Regions from separate parts of the Homo sapiens genome. Here all the other regions are linked to region 4. The links are chromatin contacts, found by Hi-C or POLR2A ChIA-PET in ENCODE. All regions are on one chromosome and are shown on one strand. The core of a region is the stretch at or near the end of the contact, and the rest is flanking DNA. Distances in the headings are between cores, read along the strand shown.

Region 1 (6,053 bases), core at 3,152-5,651, 330 kb before region 4:
GAAGAAACTGATCTCTTTCTACAAGGTCGGAATTAAAGCAGACCTTGCCGGATCTATTGAGAAGTGTTGTGTACTCTGCAATGGAGGGAATTCAAAGCTTGACCACATAAGACTTTTCCCTTAGACACTGACTTTAAAACGAAATCCCCATGGAAGTTGCTTCACTGGGGCCACTTGCAGTGTCTGTCACAATGGTAGAATGAGCTAAGGTTGAGCCTTGAGGGAGCTCACAGTTGGGAAACAATTTACAAGCACATTGTTTCTGCTCCTGGCCTGCTCATTGCTGCCTTGTTTCTATTCCACCCCCTGGTGCTGCTTCTCATCTCTTTGGAGGTGAACAGGTCCCCCCACCCTGTCCTTTCCCTCTTTATAAGTGGTCTGACATGTGAGGGTGAGGAAGGAGTTGGCCTGATTGAGTATATAGTTTTTAACAAATTCAAATGTAAACTTTTGGTGGTTCCTATTTTTTATTTACTAAGCAGAAAGAAAGTGGTATCTGCTCATTCCTGGCATTGAAAACAAGGTTGACTCACCCTCTCACTATATGGTGGCTGGCACACTAAAGCCAACCACAATCATGGGTTTCAGCAATTGCCTTACATTGTTCCTCATTTTTGCCATTCATTAATCCATCAGTTTTTCCATGCACCCATCTATCCACTCGTCCACCTACCTATCCACCAACCTATCCATGTATCCATCCATCTGTTCATCCATCTATCCACCCGCCCCACCCATCCTTTCATCCACCTGGTCATTCATCTACCTGCCTATTAGTTTATTTTACATAAAAACATATATCTGTGACTTTTTTTTTTTTTTTTTAAAGACAGAGTCTCACTCTGTTGCCCAGGCTGGAGTGCAGTGGTATGATCATGGCTCACTGCAGCCTCAACCTCCCAGGCTCAAGCGATCCCCCAACCTCAGCCTCCCAAATAGCTAGGATTATAGGAGTGCACCACAATGCCTGGCCAGGCATAACATAACGTTATGCTTTGCAACTTTGGAAGCACATATGTGACAGGGTCATGATGAGCAAACACCACAAAACACAGGTTAAAAACCACTTCCCTTACTTCCTTCCTTGTTTCCTTCCTTCTTTCCTTCCTTCCTTCTTTCCTTCCTTCCTTCCTGTCTGTCTTGCTTTGTCTCCCAGGCTGAAGTGTAGTGGGGGTGACCTCGGTTCACTGCATGCTTTGCCTCCCAGGTTCAACCGTTTCTGTGGCCTCAGCCTCCCAAGTAGCTGGGACTACAGGTGTGTGCCACCACACCTGGCTAACTTTTGTATTTTTAGTACAGATGGTTTCAACGTGTTGGCCAGGCTGGTCTTGAACTCCTGACCTCAAGTGATCTGCCTGCCTCAGCCTCCCAAAGTGCTGGGATTACAGGTGTGAGCCACCATGCCCAGACGCTGGCTAATTTTTATATTTTTTGTAGAGACAGGGTTTCGCTATGTTGGTCAGGCTGGTCTCAAACTCCTGAGCTCAAGGGATCCTCCCACTTCAGCCTCCCAAAGTGCTGGGATTACAGGCGTGAGCCACTGAGACTGGCCAAAATTTTATACAACATAGCAAAGCTTATAGTGACAAGCAACTTTCTCTTTTCCTGCTCATCCTTATCTCCCCAGTTCCTCTTTCCAGTTTGTAGGGTATGCGTCCACAAATACTCTTTGCATGAGAAGTATTCTATGTAAATCCTTGTTTTTTATTTATTTTTCTAAAGTGGTATCATAAAATGTGTACTGTTACCTTGCTGTTTTTCATTTAACAATATGTCTTGGGTATTTCCCCACATCTCTCAAGCCACTTTTCTTGGTTGGGTGTGGAGGCTCACATCTGTAATCCTAGCACTTTGGTTTGAGCCCAGGAATTTGAAACCAACCTGGGCAACATAGTGAGACTCCTGTCTCTATAAAAATTAAAAAATTAGCCAGGCATGGTGGCATGTGCCTGTACTCACAGCTATTCGGGAGGCTGAGGTGGGAGGATCACTTCAGCCCAGGAGGTTGAGACCTCCTGGGTTGAGACTGCAGTGAGCCTTGATCACACCACTGCACTCTAGCCTGGACAACACAGTGAGACCCTATATCAAACACACACACACACGCACACACACACACACACACACACACAACTTTTCTTTTTCCTTCCCCTGGCACTTCTTTCTTTGATCTCCACACTGAACTCCACATTCAACCTCTACCTGTGACTTCTTCATTTTTGGCAATTTATCTGAACAACAGCAACAATGACGTAGCAAACATATAGCATTCTACATATATAAACCTGTTTAATCCATGCAACAAAATTATAAGGTAGATAATATTATCCCCACTTTATGAAAGAGGAGACTGAGGCATAGTGAGGTCCCAGCAGAGAGGTGAGCAGTAGAGGGGGATGTCAAACAGGCAGTTCAGCTCTGGAGCCCAGCAGCTCAGCCTCTATGGTGTTTGTCTTCATTTGCTTTTTGATTTCAATATTCTATAGACTTGCAGCTGAGGGGCTCCTGCTTCTGGGCTGTGCTCCACCCCCCATCCCTGTTGCGGGTGATGAAATTCAGATAATCTGAGGATGACAGAGGCAGCCCATAATCCTGGAGGAGCCTCCCACCATTCCATGTAATCCAACCTTCCTGGGTTATATATTACCGGGGAAAACCTGGGCCACAGAAAGCCCCTGACCATGATTTCTGTGTGCTGGCTGGTGTATCTTTGGGAACTCTATCCAGTCTTCCATCTAGTTTCTCGCTGATAGGCTTGGGAACCTCTTTAGAATGCCTCATGTATGCGACACAAATTAGTTCTCTTGACCATCTCCCCTGAAAGCCATTCGCTTCTAGCCGCCTGTCTTGGCTCCCTGCCAGTGTGCCTCTGACTTTGCAAATGCTGCAAGAGGCAGCTATGTTCCCAACGGCTGCCCAAATGGGATGCCACCACGGGCGCCTGCCTGCTCTGTGGTGGTAGGAGATAAGGATACTTTCAGAGCTCTGAGCAAAGTGCTTGGAGAGGGCCCTCCGAGATGGGAGAGAGGCTTTTGGATTTGGGCATTGGGGACTGCTCATGAAGGGAAGCCTTTGATCTGGAGCATGTCAGGTGGTGAGGGCAGGGGGCAGGGGTGGGGTGAGCAGAGGCTATTCTGGGCAAGGAGAACCTCATTGGTGAGACACACAAAGAGATTTGAGACTGAACTGTGTTCAGTACGAAGCCCCAAACTCAGCTGGAGCTGACCCTAGATTGCCTTCGATTCAAATCCTACCTGAATATACAGGGCCCAGGAGAAACTCTGCCTCCTTTCTCTCCAGCCATTCTGGCTGTCAGCAGCATTTATCATGCAAAAAAAAGCAACAACTATTTGTTGAGGCCAGCTGTTTGCCAGCACTGTTCTCCATCTGGCGTGGATTGAGATACTTTCTCTCCATACTTTCTGGGTTCATTGAAGTTGGGTGAGATGGAGATGGGACAGGACCCTCCAAGCCTCCTGATTGAGCCTTTAAGCCTCCCTCTCCCCTTGTCCCAGGCTGGGAAGGTTTTCCTCATTTTTTAGCATCCAGTGAGTGACTGGTAGCCATGGCCAGATATGGCCTGGAGCTGGTTTTCCAGGGCCCACTTTAGATTAGGTGCTTGGCAATGATGGGGCAGAGCATGAAGGTGAGAAGGAGTTGGGTCTCTGTGCCTGGTAGCATCAGAATCTCTTCTATCTCAAGGTCCTGAGAGGTATGTGGATACTTGTGGATGCATTGGTGGCCAAGTTCATTGGTGGCCAAAAAGAAAAAAAATAAATAATCAAAGACCATACAGAGAAACTAGAACATTAAAACAACTTCTCCAGAAAGACGGGCAAGATGAAGGTGAGACTAAACAGAGACCTTGATACCTTGAGATCCAGCCTCAGGTTCTCGTGGTCACACGCTGTTGCTTCTTGGACTCTGAGATCTCTGGATGCCACTCTTGGAATTCTTGGAGAGGATCTGGGACTCTCCCCACATTGGGGAGGAGGCAGACTCACAGGATTTTAGTCTATGTGACATGTAACTAGATTGGCAACAAAGGAAACCACATCATAGCCACACAGAGGAGGGAATGCAGCCACGGAGCTGGAATTGCCTGCCTCGGGGGTGATGGTTGGAGTCCCTCAATATTTGACAAGAGTCTATCTTTATTTTCCGAAAAGAAGCAGAGTAGAAATGAAAAAGAATCATTCAAAGGATGACGAGTTGAGTGTTTGGAGGGGCAGTTACAGTTTCCACCCCTTAAACACTGGGAAAACAACAAGAGTCGCAGCAACCCTAGAGATTCCGGAGAGTTCTGGACTGCACTGGAAGTGCATGGAAGCTGAGTGGGAGGGGGAGGAAAGTGATGCCTAAAAATACTCCATGAGGGAGGGCTTATGAGGTCATCTCCCCAGGATACTCTGTCTACCCTGGCCAGACTCTGACCGCAGCCCCAGGGCCAGCTCTGAGTACAGTCATCTGAATAGGGCAGGAGCTTAGGAACGGGTGTTGATGGATGGGCAGCTTGAGAGGGACAAGGGGAACCTGGAGAGGATTCAGAGAAGGGACCCAGAGGTGATGAAATGGCTGGAAACTAGAGCTCGGTGGCCAGGTCAAGGGACTGGGACTGGCTCTACCTGGAGAAGAGAGGGAGGTTTGAGTGAGGGGTTAGGGAAGAGCCCTGCCCCCCGGTGCTCAGGCCCTGGCTCTTCTCTGGCCTTGCTGAGGATGGAATTAGGGTCACAGTGCAGCTTTGCTCTTGAGGATGGACTGAGTTCCTGGAGCTTTAGAAACCCTATAGCAAGGGGGAGCTACGTTTTCAGATTATCAGCACGATCACCCCCTTCTGTAATTGAGAGTGACTAACACTTACAGCCATTGCAGCTCACAGATCCCTAAAGCCCTTGTGGCCTGGAAGAATGACTCATGAATGGTGTTTCAGACAGCTGGCCTGGCTGGGGGTGGACACAGGTTTGAACAGTTGGGACACATGCCTGGTACGCATCAATCACTCTCAGTCTGTTGCCCAGGCTACAGGGCAGTGGTGCGATCACAGCTCACTGCAGCCTTGAACTCTTGAGCTCAAGTAATCCTCCCAACTCAGGCTCTGAGTAGCTGGGATTCCAGGTGTGAGCGATTGCGCCCAGTCTGAAGCCCCTCATTTTTACACTGGACCCATGAAAGGAGGACTGGAATGAGGTTGGAGTGGGTGGGTATAGACTTTCTCAGGAGGAAGAAACTAACTCATACTTCTGCGGCACCTTCCGTGTGCCAAGAACTTTACGTGGGTAGCCTCATTTAATTTTTACAATAATCCTGTCGGGGAAGGAAGAGACAAACTGTTCTTTCCATTTTACAGATTAGGAGATCAAGCAAAAAGAGATTAAGCTTGTACCCAAACTCACCTAGTTACAATTGGAGTGGTACAGTTGAGACCTGACCAGGCAGGTCTAATTCCAGAGCCCACTTGCAGTTGATGAGGGAAATCTAGAGACATAGTCAGATTTTTCATCTGGCCCCAGAACTCTTCAGACAAAGGTGCCCAGGAGCACATCCTTAGGTCAAGCTCACCTTCTGACTCTCAGAGTCCACATCTAAATTTAGAGAAGGCCAGTTCAGAGATTCTCCAGTACCCCTCCCATGTCTTAGCTTTGGAGGGTCCAACTTGGAGCATCCCTGAGGTTTCCCTAGGTGGAGAGAAAAGCTATGTGGGGGAGGAGAGATGCAGTTTACGTGTCTCAAAGTGGTGAAAGAGATACAATCCCCAAGCTTGGATTTGCAATTGGTGTCTGGTTGCCTTGGCCTGGAATCTGAACCTGAACTGTTTTCCATGGGCAAATTAGCTAAACAATCCAGCCCACAAAGGGAGCAGCTCTGATATGTCGGTGAACAAGCTCAGAGAGGTGGGGGGCCGTGGGGGTGCACAGAGTTGACAGCGGAGGGAGGAAGGCTACTGGCGAGAAGCCGACCTTCTCTTATCTTGCTGCCTGCGGAGTCAGCCTTTGCTTGAGAACCTGGCGAGGAGGCTGGTCTGATTTCCCTGTGGTCTGAACGGTGGGAATTTT
Region 2 (5,555 bases), core at 366-2,865, 420 kb after region 4:
AGTGGTCAGAACAAAGTGTGCTATGATTCCAGAAGAAGTCAACGGACTGGGCCAGATTTCCTCCAATCTACGACAGAATCTATGAGTAGCACGTTACTCTGTGATTCTTAGGAAACATCTTCTCTTGTCCTATAGTTCTTAATCAGCAGACCTGTGACCACTGGGAGAGGTCTGTGATTACTGAGCAAAGTTGACCACAGAAAGAATATCCATATTCTCAGAACCTCATCATGACTAATCTGGGAAGCAATCTTGGAATATCCATGTTTCCTGAAAAGAGTACAGAAGCCGTGGAATCAGGACCTGAGAAGGCTGTGTAGTTCCTGGCTTTGTGACCAGGAGACTCTCTGGAAGTCAGTCTCCTTATCTGTAAGAAAAGACAAGGAAATAATTCTTATCTAATGAGTTCTTGGGAAATTGGGAGGAGATAATTGATATGTGTCAGCATGTTGCTCAGCTCCTGGGTATGGTGCCTTCCATCACGTCAGATAATCACCATCTTGCAAGAACAAGGGCAGGGCCATGAAGCAGGCCAAATGCCAGAAGACTGTCTGGACCTTTGCAGGTACCAAACACATCCTTGTTGAATGAATCAATGCAATCATATCTATGGTTTGTGGCTAGGGCAGCCAGAAGATTGGTAGACTGGCATCAGTAAGAGCTATCTGGACATATAGGAAGTGCTTTCCAATTGTTGAGTCGCAGAGATCTTAACAATCCAGAGATATTCTTTTGGGATTGGATAATACTCACAGCTTCCACAAAAGAACCTTGCAAAAAGTTGTGGAGGCTTTACAAGACTAGATGGAGCCAGGCCTCCATCAGCCAATTCTGGAGAAACACTTGTATGCTGGAAAACTGTCCCTGGGACAAAAAAAAAAAAAAAAAAACAACAACAACAACAACAACAACAAAACAGCATGACACTGATACCAACATTTTAATCACGATAATTATTGTTAGTGCTTGGCACAGGCAAACTCCTAATCTCTGTAACCTGGTAAGGGTTCTTTTCTAACCAAGGACTCAAGGATCAAGTTGTCTCTTCATCTCAGCATATGCCTTTCATGGTTGCCCCAGCAAGGTAAAGAAAGATCGAGGTAGCACAATGCCTCTTTACTGCTTTGGCCCCAGTATGGCACAGATCATTGCTGATCACAGCTATCGGCCAGAACTAATCAAATGGGCCTAATCCAACTGCAAAGGGAGCACCTGAATAATAAGTGAGCGCTAAATGTCTCTACCACTGCTGAGGACTCAACAGAGGGGCAGTCTGATGTCTCACCATGCTGATAGCCAGGAAGCTCTGGATTTCCTCCCTCTATGTTTTAATGACTTAACCAGGGGTGGTAAAGGAGGCCTTTAGAAAAGATTCTCAAACACAGGGGCCCAGGGATCCCTGGGAATCATTTCTTACTTTGCCATCATCTTTTCTCCCTTTTTTTTTTTCTAATAGATAGCTCTCAGAGGGGATTACCAAAGCAATTTTATGGTCTTTATAGCTGGTTCTCTCCCCAGTAATTCAGCTGAGAGTCAAAGATCACAGAAAACCTGGCACCTCCCTCATCTCACTATCTCTCTGGAGAATGTGGGCCCTCCTCCCTCTCTGGAATACATGGAGGCCGCCAATTACAACATAGATTCTCCTGCCAGCTTCAGTGCTGTCTGCCAGGAGTAGGGCTACTCCCAAGAGGTTGACAACCTAAAAGGCCTTCATCACTATTCAGAGAGCCATAGCCCTGGTCCCCACAAGACTTTAAAAATGGCTCCCTTTGGGTAATTTCTAGTGCTGCTTTGCTGAAGCTCCTTGCATACCAAAGTTTATAGCAAGAACCAAAGCACCTGCCATGCCCCACTCCCACCCACCCCCTTCATACCCTTCTCCCTTGCTCTACCATCCTTCACCTGGGCTTCTGACTCAGCCTGCAGATAGCCTACAGGTCAAAGTCCACTTCCACCTGACCAGCCTGTGACTCTCTGAAAAACAGACCAAAGCTAGCCTGAGGCTTTTAGGGGAAGGAAACATAGGCAGTTTGAAGTCCTAGGGGCTGAAAACTTAGGCCTACGTTTCTGGCTATACTTTGCCAAGTTTTTTCCATGAGCATGAGACTGTGGCAATTCTGAATTGTCCAATCCCTGGCTGTGGTTCAAGCCACACTTCTAGTCACCTTCGCAATACACCCCTTACCATCTCCAGCTCCCCGACTGCCCTCCATCTCCTGGACCTCTCAGAGCCCCAGAATTTTCCTGCAGCCAACATATTGAGAGTCTTGTAAAAGCTGAATACAAGAAGAAGAAAAAGAGAGGCCAAGCTTATTAAACTCCTCTTCAGCTGGCTGCATGGATTCTTTTAAGTCCACTGTTGGATTTCTTTGAGGTCTCAGTACGTGCTGACTTGCATGGCTGGTTTGGGGGATAGGGAAAGGAGGTAAGAAAAGCTTTGCACTGGATAAATAAAAATCCCTTTGTTAATTAAGGAGACATTAACAAGACCATGGCCTATATCAGGCAGCCTACACAGAAGGTTTGATTCTTCAGGAATTAAAAACAAGGAAATAGAGAAACTCCCCCACCACACTGCATAACTTTGTTCTAGGGCTGCTAAGTTATTCCCTGCTACTACATCAGCTGTGAGAGCCCTGTGAAATATGCTGTGGTTAAAATAAACTCAAGCACCTAAGCATATTTTTTTAGATGTGTTAGGTTATCTAAAACAGTTCATCTCCTCTATCTTCTCTTTGAAAAAAAGCCTAAATTATTAATTTTCTATCCAGTCATTTTATGTTTTCCTGCCCTGTCTGTCCTCTTCATAGCAGCCCAATCTGAATGAGAGACATGAACAAAGTGATTTAAGAATTGTTGACTGGAAAAGGAGTAAGGTGATACACCAATAGCCCTGGTCCACACAAAACCTTACAAATGGCTTCCTTTGGGTGATTTCTAGTGCTGCTTTGCAAAAGCTCTTTGCATGCCAAAGCTTATAGCAAGGACCAAAGTGCCTGCCATGCCTCCTGCTCCCCACCCCCTTCATAGCCTTCTCCCTTGCTGTACTAGCCTCACCTGGGCTTCTGAATCAGACAGGTTAGGATCAGAGGTCCAGGTCTTCCTCTCTCATGGACAGGTTGCATAGCCTGTTTGAGATTGGATTTCTTCATTTATTCAGTGTGAGCAGACTATGAAATGTTGGAGATTATATGTGATTGTTTATAATGTTCCTAATACACTCTAGGTGTTCAATCAATTACACATTGAAGAATGGCATTATGAAATCACATTGTTATTATTAACACCACCTTCCACTCTTTCTTTACTTCCCTTGAACAGATCCAGTCTACCCCAAAAGGACCTTAGCCATTTCCACATAACCTAATCAGTAAACTGGGCTCATTAAACTTTTCTAAAAGATGTGAATAGGGCAGACAGAAATTGATATGGTTTGGCTGTGTCCCCACCCAAGTCTCTTCTTGAACTGTAGCTCCCACAGTTCTCAAATGTCATGGGAGGGACCTGGTGGAAGGTAATTGAACCATGGGGGCAGGTCTTTCCTGTGCTGTTCTCATGACAGTGAATAAGTCTCAGGAGGTCTGATGGTTTCATAAGGGGGAGTTTCCCTGCACAAGCTCTCATTCTGTCTTTGCCTGCTGCCATGTAAGACATGCCTTTTGCCCTCTGCCATGATTGTGAGGCCTCCCCAGCCTCACATGGAACTGTGAGTTCAATAAACCTCTTTTTCTTTATAAATTACCCAGTCTTGGGTATGTCTTTATCAGCAGCATGAAAATGGACTAATACAGGAATACAACAGCCTCAGGTCACTACAAGCTCAAATTAATGCCCTGCCTTCTGAAAAATTTACACATCTCCCTCCTCTTTCCACTTATTGAACACTTTTATATGGCTGACCCTTTGCTAAGCTCTTTGCGTGCATGGTTTCAACTGGACATCACAACTCTGCTGTTTACAGGAACCCTGGGATCCTGGCTGCTGAGTTGCTTAGAGTCTCTCCAAATTTAACCACCAGCCTGCTATAAAAACCTCTTGTAGCATCCCCAAACCCCAAACAGATCATAGAAACTCTTAACTTTGGGCAGACATCATGCTTTTTATGTCACAGAAGCCAGTCTCATGAGTTTCTGGGTAACAGTCACTGGTATGTAATCCTCCCAAAATCCTCTCCCATAGGACATTACTTGATTGCTCCCTCTGGGTATGAGGTGTCCTAGAACGAGCCCGGCAAGGACACCAAAATTGTTTTCACAAAACCCTTGTATTACTGCTTCCTCTTCCTATATCTGGTAGTTCCCCAGTGGCTATTCTAAAGTTAACCTTGTAGTCCTCCTTTCCCATATTGCATCTGTAGGGAAATGAGACACAGATACACAAGCAGCTGGGAATTCTTGTGAGGCTGAAAAGATGAGAGTTGAAGGTTCATGGATTTTGAGCAATCACTAGCGAGTAAATCACATCCGATCTTTCTAGTGCAAGGAGCAATATGCTCATTATCTCATAACTACAGAAGAGTATGCCAAGGCCAAGATGCCAGACTGTCTGGTCTCCTGCTTTGGGCATTTGGATGTCTAAAGCAATCAGGACATATGTCCCTGTGTCCTCTCATTGAGTATCTTGAAGGGGGAGACACTCTGACATTACTTCCCCTGACACTGGCCCAGGAAACTTGATCACTGAGTAAGCCCAATATAAGCTGGAGGACTCAAGTTGTAGACTTTTGTTTCTGTTCTGACTGGTCCACCTCCAAACTGCTTTCAAGATTCAGGTCTACTGGCTCCTAAGAACTTCAGTCTTAGTATTATCAAGTAAGGCAGAGAGAAAAGGGAAGGTTTAGGAGTCAGACAAATTTTGGTTTGAATCCTAATTCAGCTACAGCCATGCATTGTTTAATGATGGATAAACGTTCTGAGAAGTGTGTTGTCGGGTGATTTTGTTATAGTGTGAACATCATAGAGTGTACTCACACAAACCTAGACGGTATAGCTTAGGACACACCTAGGCTATATGGTATAGTCTATTGCTCTGAGGCTACAAACCTGTACAGCATGGTACTATAGCAAACACTGTAGACAGCTATAACACAATGGTAACAATTTGTATATCTAAGCAGTAAAAATACAGTATTATAATCTTATAAGACCACCATCTTATATGCAGTCTGTCATTGACCAAAACAGCGTTATGTGGCACATGACCATACTTATTAGTGATGATTTGCCACTAATCTTTATCTATACAGTTCCTACAACTAGAAACTGGAAACAATGTCACAGTGTATCTAAATACTACCTAACAGCAGAAAGCAGTAACAGCTGTATTTATTTAGGGTCACTGCTCACTACCATTCAATTTTCACCTTTACCTTTTTAATGGTCAAAAATATTCTCTTGAGTTTATAGCTCCCCATTTTCCTATGAAGAAGTCAAAATTCAAAGAGATTATTGAACTTTCCCAATTCACACTAAGTGGCACATCTTGGATTGAAACACAAATCAACCTGACTTCAGTGTCCGTGCTCTCTCCCCAAATCCTTGCCCTCTCAGAGA
Region 3 (5,709 bases), core at 900-3,399, 310 kb before region 4:
GAAGGGGGATGCATTTCTTAGAAGCAGAAGAACATGTGACAGGCAGACAGAGTAAGAGACATGCATTCAGTGTCTTCCTTTCTTGAATAGCCCTTTCTCAGTGGTTAGCCCTAAGCTGGGCAGAAACACACATGAACGACGAGAGCCATTTTCCTTTTAAAGTGCTGCCTCTCATCCCTTATGCAAATTTATCTCCAGTTTGGGGCTGCCGATAATTTTTTCCAGGGTAGATACATCCCCTTACCCTGATGGATTAAGAACCCACCTTTTGGCCAGGCATGGTGGCTCATGCCTGTAATCCCAGCTGCTTGGGAGGCCGAGGTGGACAGATCACGAGGTCAAGAGATGGAGACCATCCTGGCCACCATGGTGAAACCCTGTCTCTATTAAAAATACAAAAATTAGCTGGGCATGGTGGCATCCACCTGTAGTCCCAGCTACTTGGGAGGCTTAGGCAGGGGAATGGCTTGAATCCAGGAGGTGGAGGTTGCAGTGAGCTGAGATCATGCCACTGCACTCTGGCCTGGGTGACAGAGGGAGACTCCGTCTCAAAAAACAAAACAAAACAAAACAAAACAAAACAAAACAAAACAAAACAAACCCACCTTTTTAACAGACTTTATAGTCTAGAAGTCCCACCATCAACGTTGATCTTCCTTTCTACAGCCTGTAAGCACTGAAAAAAAGAGGCCCAACCATCTATTATCCATTCCACACTCATTTGTCCAGCATTTACAAAAAATTAGTAAACTGTTTTTTGGAGCAATTTTAGGTTCACAGCAAAATTGAGTGGAAAGTACAGAGATCCCGTCCAGCACATATTTTTCACAAACTATTGTGCAACCAGCTTTTATTGACATTTTTTTTGTTTTACTCAAAAACTCTGTGAAGTAGGGATGCATTTTTATCTGCACATTTCAGATAGGGAAACTGAGGCCTAGAAAGGTAAAGGGGCTTGCCCAAGACCTCACAGCTTTTGAGGAGCCAATCTGGGGGTGTTACTGTGCATTTTCCTGGGCACTTTCAAAGAGCAGAAGTTTCCAAAGCAGGAAGGGCTGGCTCTTCAATGGTAGAATTCTCCTTTCATAGTAGATATTGAGAGAAATAGTGTAACTATTGACAGGTTTTGAAAACCCTGAACTCAGCAAACAGACCACGTTCAGTCTGCCCATGTCTATTCAAGTCATCAACTTTGGGTCCCCACTGTGCCCCTGTAAGGGAGTCTAGCAACTTCTAATAAGGGATGGGCATTTTCTGTGTGGCTCCTTTCCCACCATTGATGCTGACATTCTGGCCCCTGAATACCCATTTCATTGGTACCAAATGGAAAAGCCCCTGGAGGGGAGGATGCCTGGGATGAGGGGGAGGGTAGCTGATGGGGCTCTCGAGATAGCCCTGGTTCGTCTCTCCCAAGACTAGTTCTCATGCCAAAGGATTCTTGTGTCTCAACCCATGAGATCTGTGGGGCTACAATTCCAGTTTCTTCTTTCTTTGGCTTCAGTACTTTCCAGCTCCAGTCTCTTGAGGTTAGGGTGTATGTGACGGGGAGAGGAGACTGGGGCAAGGGGTGGGGAGTTGAGTGGAGTGGGTGGTTGGTAATATTTTCCAGTTCTTTCTAAAGTGTCTGCCTTCCCTTAATGGATACGGAAGTGAGCCAGCCAGCTGACTGCCCCGACTGCAAGATTGGTTACTGCTTACATCATCTGAGCAGCCAGACTGGGGACAGGGGTGGTGGGGAGGTGGAGGAGAAGCTGAGCAGGGATTAATCCAGCCCTGAATGAATTAATAGACAAAGGCATTGGAGATCAGGTAACCTTTTTCCCAAGCTCATGCCCTGGGGATGTGGAGAAGAGCCAGACAGTTCCATTAGTGCATGCATGGCGTGCTCTGTGGGTGCTCCGCCCTTTATCAACATTTCAGTTCCATTCCATTGCACCCTATGCCTCTCCAGTCTGTGAGCTTTGGTTGAGAATCAGGAATGTCCCAAGAATATATTAGTGGAGGAGTGATATAGAGAGATCTAAGATTAACAGCCCTCTTGGCATTCCCTTTTAGAGGGGGCCAGCAACCTGCATCAGTTAGCTTTTGCATGATGAGCTACCCCTAGCGTTAGCGATGTCTGACAACATTCCTTCATCACTGCTGCGGAGTCTGCAAACCAGCAGGGCAGGCCTGCTGAATCAGATTGGGCTCTGTGGCTCTTGGCTGCACTTGCTTAAGTGTTTGTAGGCTGGCTGATGGGCCAGGCTGGTCAGTGATAGCCTGGATGACTGGAGCCTTTCTCTGCATACTCTCTCATCCTCTCCCAGGCAGACTTGAGCTTGCTCAGGTGGCAGAGGCAGGGTTCCAAGGAGGCAAGGGGCAGCCTGCAAAGCCTCTAGAAGACAGGCTTAGAATACATGTAACATGTTCTGTTGGCCACAGCAAGTTACAGGGCCAAAGCCGGCAGTGGGGAAGAGCTCCAGCTCTTGATGAGAGTAGGGGAAAAGAAATGCAGACATTTCTGCACTCTGCTTTAGACACACGCACCCTCACTATGCACAGAAGACTGATAGTCCTCTTTGATTTCTCTTATCACACATGCTTATGGCAGGATGGAGGAAGAGTAGTTAAGTCTGACAGGGGTGAGTGGGATGGGACAGAATTTGAGGAAAACTTCACAGAGCAGGCAGCCTTAAAGGACAAATAGTATTTCAACAGAAGCAGAAACACACACCTCTTTCTCTTCCTTTTCTATTATTTTCCTCTTGCCAAAAACCCACATTGGACCCAGCTACCACTTAATCTAGAGATTCCATCAGCGATGCTGTGGTGGCTCCCATCCAAGTATAAACCAGGTCAGGCCCTGCTTAGCTTCTGAGATTGGGTGCATTCAGGGTGATATGGCCGTAGACGGTGACCCTATGGCGTAGAATATGCTTTCTGCATCTGGAGGCAAGATGAGCTCCAGCTAGAGCTTCCAGGGGTTAGAAAAAGGGAGGTTCCCTGACTCACATTTTTGCCAAATTATAATGCTTCTTTCCTATCTCTCGTCTCTTCTTGAGCTCCTCCCCTGCCGCTCTTTTTCTCGCTGTGATTTCTAATGGGTATAGATCTATGGATGGCAACAAGGAAAAAGAAAAGTAAAAATTGTTATTATTCCATTGCCAATGGAAGAAAAGATCAATTTATTTATCTTACTCTGTGGAGGGGTCATGCAGATACCCCACTCATTAGTATGTGAATTCCTTGTTAAGTGCTTAGTGCAGTTTTGGGGGCAGAGTGTGTGGATCAATAGACAGCATGAAGGCAACAGAAGTGATGGTAATTGTTGTAATTATTGTACTTAATGAGTCATTGGAAATGGAAACATTATTTGAGCAGACTTCTACTGCCTTAGCAGAATTTGCTGATTTGCTAGCATCCTTTACTAGTAAGATCATTAAAAACAAATATTCAAATTTTAGAATTGTTTTTTCTATGATCCAGCAGTCTCACTATTAGGTATTTATCCAAAGGAAATCAGTATATCAAAGGAATACCTACATCCCAAGGTTTACTGAAGCACTATTCAAAATAGCCAAGATATGAAATCAACCTGTGTCCATCAACAAATGAATGGAAAAAGAAAATGTGAGACATGGCTGGGTGCAGTGGCTCACGCCTGTAATCCCAGCACTTTGGGAGGCCAAGGCGGGTGGATCACGAGGTCAGGAGGTCAAGACCATCTTGGCTAACATGGTGAAACCTCGTCTTTACTAAAAATACAAAAAAAAAAAAAAATTAGCCAGGTGCGGTGGTGGGTGCATGTAGTCCCAGCTACTCGTGAGGCTGAGACAGGAGAATGGTGTGAACCCAAGAGGCGGAGTTTGCAGTGAGCGGAGATCGCACCACTGCACTCCAGACTGGGCAACAGTGCAAGACTCTGTCTCAAAAAAAAAAAAAGAAAAGAAAAGAAAATGTGAGATGTATATATATATATATCTGTATGTGTATTTTATATATATATATACACACACATATATATACACATATATATATAAAGTTGGTGCAAAAGTAATTGCGATTTTTGCCATTAAAAGTAATGTAACACATACACATGTAGAATACTATTCAGCCATAAAAATGAAATGTCCTCATTTGCAGCAAAATGGCTGGAACTGGAGGTCATTATGTTAACTGAAATAAGCTAGATACAGAAAGACAAATATTGCATGTTCTCACTCATATGTGGGAGCTAAAAGGTGGATCTCATGGAGGTAGGGAGTAGAATGCTAATTACCAGAGTTTGGGAAGGGTGGGGAGTTGGAGGAAGAGAGGGTGGTTAATGGGTACAAACATACAGCTAGAAGAATATGTTGCGGTGCTTGATAGCACAGCAGAGTGACCACAGTTAGCAGTAATATGTTGTACAATTCAAAATAGCTAGATGAGAAGATCTGAAATGTTTCCAATGTCAAAGAAATGTAAATGTTTGAGGTGATGAATGTCCTACGTACCCTGATTTGATCATTACACATTATTATGCATGTATCAACACATCACATGTGCTCCTTGCATATGTAGGTTGTTATGTTTCATTAAAAAAAGTTTAGGGCCAGGCATGGTGGCTCACACCTGTAATCCCAGCACTTTGGAAGGCCAAGGTGGGTGGATCACCTGAGGTCAGGAGTTCAAGACCAGCCTGGTCAACATGGCGAAACCCCGTCTCTACTAAATATTAAAAAACTTAGCCGGGCATGGTAGTGCATGCCTGTAATCCCAGCTACTTGGGAGGCTTAGGCAGGAGAATCACTTGAACCTGGGAGGCAGAGGTTGCAGTGAGCCAAGATCGTGCCATTGCACTCCAGACTGAGCAATAAGAGTGAAACTTGGTCTCAAAAAAAAAAAAAAAATTAAAACAAACAAGCAACTTTCTATTTTAGCACATGCATGAGGAACTCTCTTCCCTAGGGGAAAAAAAGTCCCAGGAGGAAACCTAGAGTGGGTCTGGGGTTGGTCCTCCTCCCTGTGAAATCTACCCTTGGAGAAATCCTCTGTCCACATCTCCACCTGAGGGAGGATGCCCTAACCCTGCCCTCACCCTAGCAGCTGTTGGAGAAGATGAGGGAAGCGCTGAGAGTGCAGACTGTTTTCTTATGCTCCCCAGTCTCTGTGGCCAGGAGTACTCCTTTTGCCAAGAAAGGGGTGGTGCCCCACTAAACCTGGTTTGTCTTTTCTCTGTCTCTGCCCTGTCTTTGAAGGTCCTAGGGCCCTTGTGCATTTCTTACATGCCAATCATGGAGTAGGCTGGGGCCTGGGGTTTTGGGTAGGGATTCTGTTTTGTTCGTTCCCAGTCTGGAAGATGTGGCCAAGAGTGGAGGTTCTAGATGGGAGCTGAGGTGGTGCGAGCCACCTCCACCCTTATGTAATCCTCAGACCTTCCTCCCCTCTGTCCTTCATGACAGAACCAGTGTCTAAATCTGAACTTGTTTGGTTGCAGAGAACAGAAACATAATTCCGATTAGTGTAGACAAATGAGACATTTCTTCCAGAGATACGAAGGGCACTGAGATGCCTCACAGAAATAGGGGAAGAGCTGCAGCAATCACTGTTTGCTCATCTCTGCTTATCTGTGCTTCTCTGACTGCTAGTTAATTTTGAGTACTTCCCAGAGGCTTTCGTCTCCTAGGAGGCACATAACCACCAGCTGTCCCTGCTTAGCAACTTCTGCAGAAAGAGAGTGCCTTT
Region 4 (5,958 bases), core at 974-3,473:
GTTTTAAAATAGGTTATTTATTTACCCTTAGACCCTCGTTTTGTGGTACCCATACCTCTCTTGAACACTTCAGATTATCATTTGAAATGAGAAGTAGTATGTGTGCATATATTCATGTACGTGTGGTTCAGACAGACATTGAAACAAAAGCAAAATAAAATATCTGCCTATTGTCTTTTATAAGCCAGTATTGTTATTCACGGCTGGGGTTTGAATCTTGCTTAATTATTTGCAATTGCCAGACCATGACCTAAGTAGTTGGGGTAAAGAATACCAAGGGCTCTTTTCCTGTAGATGGGATCAGCAGCTTGGTATGTCAAGCCCTAAAGCATCCTGCCTTCACACAGCTCTTTACTAAGTCATCTGTCTTCACATCCTCACCTTTATAATGGGCTGCTTAATAGCTGCTGGGCATGAATAGCAATCATAAAACATAAAGTGCTGTACAAGTATTGATTAGTAATTAATTTCTCATTTTATTCATCAAAGCTACTTAATTGAGAAACTTTTTCCCCACTTATCTAAGCTTACACACCCAGAAAATGAGGGAAGCGTGTGCATGTGTGTGTGTGTGTGTGTGTGAGAGAGAGAGATCTAAGTGTGTATATGGCAGTAGGGGCTGGATTTAGGGCCTCTGGTTTTTTTCTCTCTTTCATCCACTCACCTGATGGCCGTCTATCTCTATGAGTCATGCAAATGGCTTTGGGGCAGTGATGTCAAGGACATCAATAACATTGTTATAAGAAGGACTGATGAGTCTGCATACTTGCAACTGTCTAATTGGTTCATCTAGAAACCAAAAGACTGGGTCCCAAATAGCAACAGTTCAAAAAAAAAAAAAAAAAAAAAATCCAAGGATCCTGAAGCAAGGAGAAGATACTGGGAGAAAGAGGAAAGGAAGTGATTATAGACAGAGCCTAGGGAAGACACACCATTTCAGTAGCTGGAAATCTGAAATAAGAATTGTTTCCTGCTGGCTCAGGCTTTGGACTAGATCTTAGGGAGCTTGGCTGTGAATTTGGTCTTCCTAGAAGGAACAGCAGAGCAGAACTTGAAGGAAAAGTGTCAACTTATCCCGCTCCCTGTAGCTATCATGGAAGTCTAAGCCAGAGAGATACCTGGCTGGGTTGGCTCAAGCTTAGGAGAGAGCCTTAACTTCTAAAGGGTTGACACAGGGACAGACTTATCCCCTGTCTGGATAATGTTGTCTGCCTGTGTGGGGTTGCATGAGGGTATGGAGTTATTTTTATTTCACTTTTTCTTCTCTTAACCACACAATGCTAGGTCTCTTGATATTTTTCCCCTCAAGTTTACTTTTAGAAATTGCATTACTATCTGCTAATCTAAACATATTAATTTCAGCCTGAGGTCTAAGGGTTTAAAGAAAAAATCTCTCTCTTTGTCTTCAGTTTCTTTGTTCAGATTCTTTATTACAAAGACATAATAGTAGAAAGACATCTGTCTGCTGGATCACAATTAATATTTACCCATGGGCACATGTAGCTCTCTATTTTCAGGCCTCCTTCACCTAGAACTGAAAAGATGTCCAGGTTACCCTACAGTGTAGGGCCTACACAACTTATTTGAAAAGGGAAAGATGATTTTCTTCAGTTCATTTAACAAAACACTTTATAAACATTTGTTATGTGCCAAGAGCTATTTTGAAGTACTTTTCAAGTATTAACTCATTTAATTCTTTCAGCAACCCAGTGAGATAGGGACTATTATTATTCCCATTGTACAGATGGGGAAATCAAGGCATGGAGAGATGATATGACTTCCCCCCAGTTGCACACCTCATTAGTGGTGGAATCAGGATTCTAACCAAGGCAGTCTGGCCTGGGATCCTTCATTCTTGACCATCACTTCAAGATGAAGCTCACCCTTACTGATACTTCCTGGTCTTATCTTTTAATTATTCAGGTACTCAATTTTCTTACTCATATAGGGAGATTGTATAATGAGATCTCCTCATTTATTCAAGTAAAGCCTGTGGTGTTTAGCTCCCCCTTGGTTCTCCTTGCTTTGTATTGTAAATACCTTGACTATGCCTTTAGCTCAGGCCTTTAGGCTTAGAGTTACAGGGTTACAGGGAGCTCATAGGGCCCTGTACAACTATTCTACAGAGTTTGAGGATGGATATAACCAAACCTGACACCCTCTTCTAGGCCAAAGCCACAGAAGGAAAGAAGAGAACAGCTTAGTAGTCAAGGGTGCTCCGTCAAACCACATAGTTTAGATTCTTAGAATCTGGTATCATCTGTGCCACCCTTGCTGAGTCACTTCCCGGCAGTCCCTGCCTTCTTATGGGCTGGAGCTTGGTCTTAATCATGAGGAATTTCAGCAGGAATGGATGTCACCAGCTCCTTATACAGTCACAAAACCACTTCTGTTGGGTTCAGAGCCATGGAGCATCCACACAGCATTCCTTCCTGCCTGTCAAGCTTCAGAAGTTTCCATGGCTTCCCCAACACCCAAAGGAAGAGGAGAGTAGAGGAAAACGGAAGAAAGGGAAGACAGAAGAAGAGAGAGAGGGGACAGAAAAAGAGGGGGAAGGGAGAAGAGAGGCAAGGATGGGAGGAAGGAAGGAAGGAAGGGACGGAGGGAGGGAGGAAGGAAGGGAGGGAAGAAAGGCTTTTCATTAAGCCTCAGATCAACCAACCTCTGGCCTGCTCTTCCTGATTCCTCTGCAATAGGTGTTCCACGTGTTGTACTGTAAAACTCACTTCCAACTTCAGCATTCTTCTGTTGTTTAAGGCCTTCTGTGACCTCTGATTTCCCCAAGTTCAAGTCCAAACTCCTAAGCATGGGTCACAAAGTTCTTTATAATCTGGTCCCCATTTTTCCTTTCTATTTTGCCTCTCTATCCTTTCCATATTCCCATTTTCTCCCTTCCCTCCTCTTCCCTCCCTTCCTCTCCTCTCCCCTCCCTTTCCTCTCTCATTCTGCCCATCTACCCTGCACCCCCTTTCCCTGCCTGCCTTCCTCTTCCCACCTTCTTCTTTTCTTCCCTACCTCTACCTTCAATAATATTAACCTGGTTGTAATTCTCTAAAACACAAATCTTCCCTCTTGCCTCCTGATCTTTGCTCAGATCTTCCCTTTGCTTGGAATCTTTTCCCCTGTTCCCGCAATCGGATGACTAACTGCCACTTAATCTCTAAAACCCAACCTAGTTTTGCTCCAAGGATACTATTCCCTGGCCCTACCACAGCGCCTCCTGTCTACCCTACAATGCAACAGCAGGCCTCATAGTATTTTACTCTCCACCTTAATGTTCTTCTCTCCCACAGGACCATAATCTTCATAAAGGGGTCATGTCCTTGACAAATTATCTCTGCAAAGCACACTATGTGGTACATGGAAGATACTAGCAAAGATTTGTCGACAGATGACATCAATAGTGTATGGCAGTGTAAACTGGGGCCCATTCCTAACAAAGAGTCTTAATATAATTTCCTCGGGTATCACACTGGGGGTGAGAGCCAGAAAAGAGGTCAAGTCATTTGAAGTCGCCTGTACAGAACATGTAGCTATTCAGATTACAGCCGGGACTAGAACCCAGCCCATTAAGCTGCAAGCTTCTCAAGGATGAGAAACACATCTTATTAATCCTGCAATTCCAGTGCCTACCATCATGTCTAGAAAGTAGAAGGTGCCTAATGAATGAATGCATGAGTAAGCTGTCACCCCGTTCTTTCTACTGCCTCGGACAATGTGGAAAAGCAACTGTGGCATTACATTGGGGTTGATCACTCTAGACAACTAAACTAAATAATTAGAGCTCTACCATCCAGATTAGGATGTGAATTATCTGCCATCGAAATTTACTGGTTAAGCTGAAAATTATCAAATTGCTTTGACTTTGTGCAGTATAAATGTAAACTGCATTTACTTCCTGAATTGATGGGTTGCATACAAAAGTGGCCCAGATATAGTATTACCACCATGTCCACAGAAAGAGGCTGCTGCTATTTTTAAAGTTCCCCTAGAAAGTAGATGATATGATCCCCCTTGCTTATTCATTCTGATGTCACTCAGACCTCTAGGGAGGAAAGTTCCTCTTTTCATTCTACTAAAATTGCTCCTACCTTGTATTTGGAATGTTTCTCCCTACAGGTCAGATTACAGATGATAGGAAGGCTTCTGATATTGAGCCATCACCCCAGTGTTTGCCCGTGTTCCTGGCTTAGTAGACAGTATAGATGAGAGACAATGAATGTCTGTGTGATGTTAATTTAACACGGACTCCAGCATGTAAGCCTGGACTGGTTAGCACTGCCACTGAGGCAGCATCTGATGGGTTGCAGAGGAGCTGCATAATGTAATATTTTTTAGTACAAACTTCAAAAAGTGACTCTGAAGTAGTCAGACTGCAAGGGCTTCCAATTTTAGCTTTCTACCTAAGTAACTTGCTCTAAGCTCACACAGCTATTACCTTCTCTGAACCTTTTTGCCCCTATCTGTAAAATAGGCCTGATAATAATATAACTTCCTTAGATACAATTCATATAACATGCTTTATACAGTGCCTAAAATATGGTGCATAATAAATGTTACACACACAGACACATGCACCCCTCCCAGCACTGTGGGTAGTTGCTCTAATGGGTAAATCAGCACCTGGGCTGTGACTTTTCTTTGGTGACTCACATTTTAAAGCATTGTTTTCTCTGTTTATATCCTCTTAATTTCTCTATGAATTCATAGCCCTTGGAACCTGCTCTGAAGATGACTGCACAGTATCTCCCAGTTCCCCAGGGCCTCCCAAAGCAAACTTCATGTTATTAACATAGCTTGTATTTTAGCAGACTGTCCCAAATATCCACCCAAATTTGATGTGAATCAGTCGAGTTATTTTCTTTTGAAATGATGATGAGAGAGAGAGGTAAGAGAGAGTTAATTTTGTTTGGCTACATGGAAAGTGAAAAGGCAGAAAGCAGGCAGAGGATAACCCACTTGCCTTGTCCTGCTTCTCATGCACAGAGCACAGATGTAGCACAGAGATCTGAGGATGGGGACCTGTGAGACCCAGGCATCCAACAGAAGCCATTCCTGTTAACAGAGTAAGCGTTTTAGTAAGTATCTCAAGTGAAGAAAACCTTATAGCGAAGTCAACTGAAACATATCTTGGTCTCTAGTGAGCTGTGAGCAATTGCATCAGCAAGGCCTGAGCAGATAAGGGCCCACAAGGAAGAAAGTCACATCCTACAGCACACAGCAGGGGACAGGAGTGAGAGTGTGACACATAGGTCCCACTGCAGCAGGGTCTGGAAGTAGAGAAGTCCCTCGTGGTTGTGGCAGTGACCTCCCATGGCTACCCTGGTCAAGGGTTTTCGCCAGATCCTGGGTAAGGAGGGGCTGGAGAATGGCTCCCAGATCTCCAGTGACTAGAAGTCACATCATTGGATATTTTGTGGTGACATAATTATCAATCGTTTTCATTCCATGTTTATGATGGATGCTTTAGCAATACTTTTGTTAACTTTAATAAAGAATCCAATTATATCAAGATTTTCTAACCAGAACAAGAAATATCAAGGGAAGCGACATCCTTTACTCTGCAAAGCCTCTTAAGAAAATTTCAGGTGTTTTTTTTTTCTTTCTATCAGAATCATCATCCTAGATTTCTAAGTCAGGCAATGATCGACTTGCCAGTTGCCATGCGTACATAAAAATAATTAAAGCAAAAAACAATACTAGGTAGCATAGCATGGGTTCCACCTCCCCAGCTGGACTTTGAATTCTTTGGGAGTAGAATGTTGTCAGCATCTAACTTCTGACTAGCAGAGCTAGGACTTCATCAGCATCATGGTAGAAGGAGGGGAGTGGAGGTGGTGATGGGGGGGTGCATGAGTCTGTCTCTCCCTAGAGACATTAGGACACGTTTCCACCATGATTGTTGCAATGTTTTGTCACAGTCCCATCTGGAGCTTACATGCAACGACTTTGAGGGGT
Region 5 (6,035 bases), core at 1,163-3,662, 280 kb before region 4:
TCTCCTGGTAGCCAGCTGCCAGCCTGCGAGACTTGATGCTTTTCTGAAAGAGGGCCCTTCTTTTGCTCTGTGTTCAGAGAAAGCACGAAGCAGACATCACCATCATTGCCTCCTTTGCAATGGCCTGACTCACCTCCTCTTGGTGTGTGGCTCTAGGCTGACCCCCACAAGGAAGAGGGAGGCAGAAATTGGTATGATTACTACCCTCAGGACTCAGCGTCCAAGTCCTGCTGGATATTAGAGAATGACTGGTTGAGAATATTCAGATGGTGACCTAATCATACCGGCACCATTTTTACTGACAGATTGCTAAGTGCCAGGCAGCATGCTAACCTCCCTAGGTACCTTAGCTCATTTGATTCTTGCAATCACCTTGTGAGGTAAGTACTGTGACTTTATAGGTGAGGAAATGGAGGCAAAGGAAAGTTGAGGAACTTGCCCAAGGTCATATGGCTCAGCAGCGGCGGCTGCATAGAAGCACAGGACCCTGTTTTCAATATGCTTGCCTGTCTTGTCCAGGGTGCTTCTACACAGTGCTGCACAGGCAGCTCCTAAAGCTGCGTGCAGCAGGAGCACAAAGAAAACCCCAAGTAATTCTTCCGAGGGTCTCTGCCGCCACCTCCTTAGTTTACTTCAGGAAGACCTCTGCCAAGTTCAGTGTGAAATTAACAAATTTAATGTGAAAAACTGGTTTAGAAGTGAAATGGATTGTGGACTACTGGGTATAAATAAAACTAGAAAGAACTTTGCAGAATCATTTATACGTTGACATTTATTGCAAATCATCAGGAGAGTGGTGTATCAAACTGTCATTCCTAAGTTTAATTGACCAGGGAATATGTTTTTTTTTCCCCTTAGGAGTATCTTAGGGGCTAGAGTTCCAAGAACACTCTTCAGAAATTGCTGAACTGTGCAGATATACCCACTGACCTATAAAGATGCCTTGGGCATTCCTCTTTCTATTCCTTTGCCCACCCCACTTTCTCCATCTGGAATCCATCCTCTGTCTGTCCATAGATCCGTCCATCCATCCAGTAAACATCTACTGTGTTCCAGGCACTATACAAGGTGCTTTCTCCTAAGTCATCTTGTTAATTTTTGCCACAGCCCCATTCCATAGATAAAGAGGTGATAGAGACAGGAGACAGACAAGGGTCCCTGGCGAAAACCCACCTAAAACCTAAAACAATCCTGAAGGCTGAAAAACCGGACTGCTGGTCCTGGATGAAGTCCACCCTTTCCTGATTGGTTCTGTCTGAATAATGCGCACCAAAGGAAGCAGGTGGAGCAGGGAGGAGGAGTCTGGCCTCTTCAGTTCCTATGTAGTGGCCTGGGATTCAGTCTGCAAGGTGCGGGCCTGCTAGCAGGACTCTCTCGCTTTGCTGAGAGTTCCTCTTTCCTTTTTCCTTTTTCACCCAATAAACCCTTCCTCGCATCTCACCCTACAATGTGTCCGTGAGCCTAAATTTTCCGAGTAGTGTGAAAAGAACCTGTTTTTTTTTCCTGCAACAGAGGCAACATATCAGCAGACCACAAAGCTGGACAGTGAAAGGGCTGGGATTAGAATCCAAATTTCCCAATCCGGATTCCAGATTGTTTTTTCTTCTATTCTTCAGTTTTTTGTCCTGTAGTTGCTTATTCATATTTTCTCAATTTGTCAAAATCCTAACTCAAACTTCGTTTCCTTCAGAAATTCATGTTTCCCTTTCTTCCTATGTGCTATGCACAGAGAAACTTCTCCGTCTTCTAAACCCCCTCCAGACCATCTCTATCCAGATTTGGCACCCACTTCATCAGGTTCCCGGTTAAGAAGTGAGTGTGTGTGTGTGGGTGTCTTGGATCTCCAGTGGTGTGTAAGCCAAGCACTTGGCACACATCATCTTTACTTGACACATCAGCCTTGTGGGAGAGGTACCATTACACTCATTTTGTAGATGACAGAACTGATGCACGACGAGGTTCAGGCACTTGCCCAACATCACCAAGCAAGTCAGTGATGAAGCTAGGATTTGAGCCTCAGTCTTCTGGCCCCAGAATCCACATTCCTTCCACTATTCTATGCTGAACCCCTTGTTGAGCCCCTAGTTTCATAGCTGAGAAACTGAGGCCCATGGAAGGACAGTGGCTAGCCCCGAATCCCACAGCTGTGAATAGCCGTGCTAATACCACGTGCAAAGGCTCACATCCGGGAACCTTTCTTCTCCAGCAGGCTGCCTCCCCAGGTCTAATGCAGGTCCCAGCTATTGCTGCCAGTTGGTTCCTGTTACCTGGATGCCATGGAAATTGTACCTTGTAGCTCTTGATACAGCAGGAGCCTGGTGGCTGCTCCCTGGGGGAGAGCCAAGGAAGGTCAGAGTACTAGCCTGCAAACCCAGCACCTAAAATATACCAGGCAGCAACCCCAGTGGAAACCAGGCAGCAAGCCAAGAGCATGACATAACCTTCCCACAGCTCAGGGCTGGAGTCGGCTTCCAGCTCCAAGGTTCCCTGGGTACAGCGCCTAACAGAGCACACGTGCACTTCAGGGCTGCGACTTCTTCCTTTTATTTTAAAGAAAATGAGTTTCTTTTACTCTGGTTCTAGAATTGAGGGCTGGCAGGAATTGAGGGAGCTAAGAGCCAGGAGACCCTTGGACCATGGTGGGGAAGGGGCAAGGAATAGGCTTCAGATTGCTGGTTTCCCAATTTGAATGTTCATCTGGACACTGGAAGAGCTTTCAAAAGTGATCCAGGTTTCATTCCAGACCTACAGAATCAGAATCCCTGGGGACAGGGCCTGGGAATCGGTATTTGAACATGTTCTCCAGGTGAGTCTCTTCTGGTTCAGGTTTGTGAACTACCTTCCCAAATATGCCTCTTCATGGCTATCTCCATTTGCTGGTAGTCCACCAGATCTCCATCTCCCATCCTCAACTCACACTTAGTACACTTTTTTTTTCACCTGTGAAATTTAAATTCTATATTGTCCATTTCCATAGCTTTGAGGGTTGGTGTGATAACAGCACTTAATGGGGGTTTCTGTTATTTTTTTTTTAAAACAGCAGATTTTAGGTTTTCTCTTTAAATGGAAGTTTAGGAGGGGTCTGTTCTGACAGAGGAATAAGTTCCCTGAGAATTCACTTTTGAAAAATTTGGTTGTTTTAGAAGTCTGTCTCTGAGGCCCTTAGTATCCAAAGGAGTCCGTGAAAGTCAGAGGTTGCCATGGGAATGGCAGCTGCCAGGAGACAGGCTATTGTGTTTAGATTCTTGTATTAATAACACCCTCCCCAGCAGCCAGAAATACCTGTTGAAAGAGGAGAGGTTCTTTTCTTCTTATTCAAGAAGAGTTTGGAAAGTTACTTTCCTCTGCCTTGAAGAGGGTCAGGGGTTTGTGGTTAGGTGTACAAGTGACTGTTTTTTCTCCTCTTGCCCAAGGTGAAGCAAGAGAACTCAGTTGGAACCTTGGATCCTCCTAGCTGATCAGAAGACTAGAGAGGAAAAACAAACTTAGATGACTCCTCCTCCAGCATATCTAAGGGGGACAAAAGCCATACTGGCCATGGGGAGACCCTGGATGAGTGTTGATACCAAGCTGACCTGAATTCCAGGCTCAAGTTGTAGATGTGTGTTCTCCCCTGGGGAGGAGTTACTTACAAGGATTCTGGGGAGGTTGTTAGCAGCCTACTTTCCACTTCAGTGGAAAGAGCATTGGATTCCATGCATCTCCTAGCTGCATGACAGGGAAAGAAAAGGAAAAAGAGGAGAGGACTAGTTTTAGTTGAATATTATACGTACCACAAGTTAGATGTTGTGTTAGGTGCAGGGAAATAAAAATCACTAAGGCAGAATTTGTACTTGCAAGGAGTTCTCTGTCTCGAGGCAAGCATGGAATCAGAAATGGCAAGTGGTAGTCATTTTGTTTGCTGACTGGATTGCTGTGATGAGTGTTTTCTGCGGGGAGGAAGGGATGGATGTCATTTGGTATGTCTGGATCTAAATAAACAATACCATGATTTCCACTGCTCAGGAGAGTTGTGTGTGGTGCCCTGTGGATGGTGCAGGTGAGACGTCCAAAGACAGCATCGCTCACACTGCTCAGGACGGATGAGGTACTGAAGGAGGCCAGATTGGAGGAGCCAGCCTGGGCAGGGCTGTGGCTGTTTCAGGGCAAGGTAAGGGGTCCTTCTGTGAACTCAGAGAAGTTTCCTGTTTTGTGTCCTTTCCCAAAGCCCTGGTATAGTGCCGGCCATTAGGAACATTATAAAGTGCACCCAGTTTTTCTTGGTGGAAGTTCCCCTTTTTGTGTCCTTTACCCTTTTAAAAATATGTCTTCCCTTGTTTCTCCTTATCCTTGATCACGTCCCTTTTTTCAGGGAGAGAAATTGTCAAAAAATTTATACTACTAAGAGTAATTTAAACCACCCTAGAAAGGCTTCTATTTAAAAGAAAGAGCCATGAGGTGATGGATATGTTAATTAGCTTGATTTAATGACTCCACATTGTATTAATAAATCATAACACTACTTTGTGCCCATAAATAGATACAATTACAAATTGTCAATTTGCAATAAAATAAAAATAAATAAAAATGAAAAAAGGAAGAGCTGAGAGAACAATGCTTAACTCCAAACAGTTAACGCTGGGGATCTAGACCACATGTACCTAACTGGGGAGATTCTTTAGGCCAGGGGTTGGAAAACTCTTACTGTAAATGGCTAGATAACAAATACATTCAGCTTTGTGGGTGATGCAGTCTCTATTGCAACTAGTCAGCTCTGTTGCTGTTCTTCAAAAGCAGCCACAGAAAATACCAATAAGTGAATGGGAGTGGTTGTGTTCCAATAAACCTTTATTTATAGATACCAAAATTAGAATTTCATGTATTTCATGTGTCATAAAATATTATTTTTCTTTGCATTTTTTCCAGCCATTAAAAATGTGAAAAGGATTCTTAGCTCACGGACTGTACAAAAACAGAATTCTATGGGCCAGTTTGCTAACCTTTGCCTTCCTATCACCTCTCCTATCACATTCTAAGATGAGCGGTGCTGTGGGATGAGGTCACTCTGCCTAGAGATTCTTTTGTATGGCCTAGTAGTTTATCTACTTTTTTTTTTTGAGATGGGGTCTTGCTCTGTCATCCAGGCTGGAGTGCCATGAGTGGTGTGATCTTGGTTCAGTGCAGCCTCTTCTTCCCAGGTTCAAGTGATTCTCCCACCTTAGCCTCCCTAGTGGCTGGGATTACAGGCACCCAGCATCATGCCCAGCTACTTTTTTTTTGTTGTTGTTTTGTGTTTTTGTAGAGACAGGGTTTCACCATGTTGGCCAGGCTGGTCTTGAACCCCTGACCTCAGGTGATCCACCTCCCTCGGCCTCCCAAACTGCTGGGATTACAGGCGTGAGCCACCGTGCCCGGCCTATCCATTTCTTTAGTCAAATGCTTACTGAGGACCTACTGTGTGTTAGGGGCTGCTCCAGGTACTGGGAATTCAGAAATGAATGAGGCAAGTGCCTGCCCTCAAGTAACTTACGTTCCCCTGGCCATGGCAGGAAGATTTAAGGAGTGGAGACAAGATTTGGGTTTTGGTCTCAGTCTTTGCTTCCTTGGACTTGGGTCTCTTTTAGAGACTGGTTGTTCTTGGTGGCTAGGCTGATTTGCATCATTTGCTGTGGATCCTGAACACAGGTCCCGTAGTTATCAGCTGCAGGAGAGCTATGTGACTTGCTTGGAACCAATGCCCTGGGATAACTTTAGTGTTCTGAATTTCCAACTAAAACTGCAGCCAAAAAATAAAAATGAGTAAAATAGCATAAAACCCAAGACCTTTAGGGCTCAGTGTATTCTGGCACAGCGTTCCAGTGGGATTCTGGGATGGTTTTCAAGAGCCGTGGCTTCTCTTGACTTTCCCATGGCCTATTCCAAGACAACCACTGATCTGCAGATGTTCCCCGAGGACTGGGGCATGGCAGAGACCCATTGCAACAGCAGCTACTGCTGCTGCCAGGGCCAGAGGTCAGTGCTCATGTGGTCTCTGGCAACGGCAGTCCTCCTCCAGC

What was found. Hi-C counts contacts between places; a loop is a spot of excess contacts on that map. ChIA-PET counts read pairs that join two places held with the same protein, here RNA polymerase II (POLR2A). Pooled maps may share reads with other maps.
Region 1: a loop to region 4 is called in a pooled map, with 5 times the contacts of the local background. The contact joins two enhancer-like sites. A Hi-C loop is called at or near these places in 1 of 168 maps with a recorded cell type or tissue (K562) and 7 of 50 pooled maps. POLR2A ChIA-PET finds 5 or more read pairs at or near these places in 1 of 52 experiments (HEK293).
Region 2: POLR2A ChIA-PET joins it to region 4 with 17 read pairs in PC-9. The contact joins two enhancer-like sites. POLR2A ChIA-PET finds 5 or more read pairs at or near these places in 2 of 52 experiments (PC-9 and WTC11).
Region 3: a pooled map shows a loop between it and region 4 (2.2-fold over the local background). The contact joins two enhancer-like sites. A Hi-C loop is called at or near these places in 1 of 168 maps with a recorded cell type or tissue (K562) and 3 of 50 pooled maps. POLR2A ChIA-PET finds 5 or more read pairs at or near these places in 1 of 52 experiments (HEK293).
Region 5: a map of aorta shows a loop between it and region 4 (1.9-fold over the local background). The contact joins two enhancer-like sites. A Hi-C loop is called at or near these places in 1 of 168 maps with a recorded cell type or tissue (aorta) and 1 of 50 pooled maps. POLR2A ChIA-PET finds 5 or more read pairs at or near these places in 2 of 52 experiments (OCI-LY7 and PC-9).

What each region holds. Positions count from the first base shown.
Region 1 is chr2:216,770,375-216,776,427 of GRCh38, forward strand. The region is part of intron 3 of IGFBP-AS1 (IGFBP5 antisense RNA 1); the gene reads left to right. Among named protein-coding and RNA genes, the nearest start is that of IGFBP5, 78 kb to the left of the region's middle. Within about 2 kb of position 4,402, at least 12 of the 41 ENCODE cell types and tissues checked have a DNase peak (open chromatin) inside an H3K27ac peak, as active enhancers do.
Region 2 is chr2:217,528,961-217,534,515 of GRCh38, forward strand. All of the region lies in intron 2 of DIRC3 (disrupted in renal carcinoma 3), which reads right to left. Among named protein-coding and RNA genes, the nearest start is that of DIRC3-AS1, 250 kb to the left of the region's middle. Within about 2 kb of position 1,616, at least 2 of the 41 ENCODE cell types and tissues checked have a DNase peak (open chromatin) inside an H3K27ac peak, as active enhancers do.
Region 3 is chr2:216,790,707-216,796,415 of GRCh38, forward strand. The region is part of intron 3 of IGFBP-AS1 (IGFBP5 antisense RNA 1); the gene reads left to right. It also overlaps the pseudogene RNA5SP120. Among named protein-coding and RNA genes, the nearest start is that of TNP1, 67 kb to the right of the region's middle. Within about 2 kb of position 2,150, at least 10 of the 41 ENCODE cell types and tissues checked have a DNase peak (open chromatin) inside an H3K27ac peak, as active enhancers do.
Region 4 is chr2:217,103,653-217,109,610 of GRCh38, forward strand. No RefSeq gene overlaps it. Among named protein-coding and RNA genes, the nearest start is that of DIRC3-AS1, 180 kb to the right of the region's middle. RefSeq lists an enhancer at 1,714-2,913. Within about 2 kb of position 2,224, at least 8 of the 41 ENCODE cell types and tissues checked have a DNase peak (open chromatin) inside an H3K27ac peak, as active enhancers do.
Region 5 is chr2:216,827,333-216,833,367 of GRCh38, forward strand. No RefSeq gene overlaps it. Among named protein-coding and RNA genes, the nearest start is that of TNP1, 30 kb to the right of the region's middle. Within about 2 kb of position 2,413, at least 7 of the 41 ENCODE cell types and tissues checked have a DNase peak (open chromatin) inside an H3K27ac peak, as active enhancers do.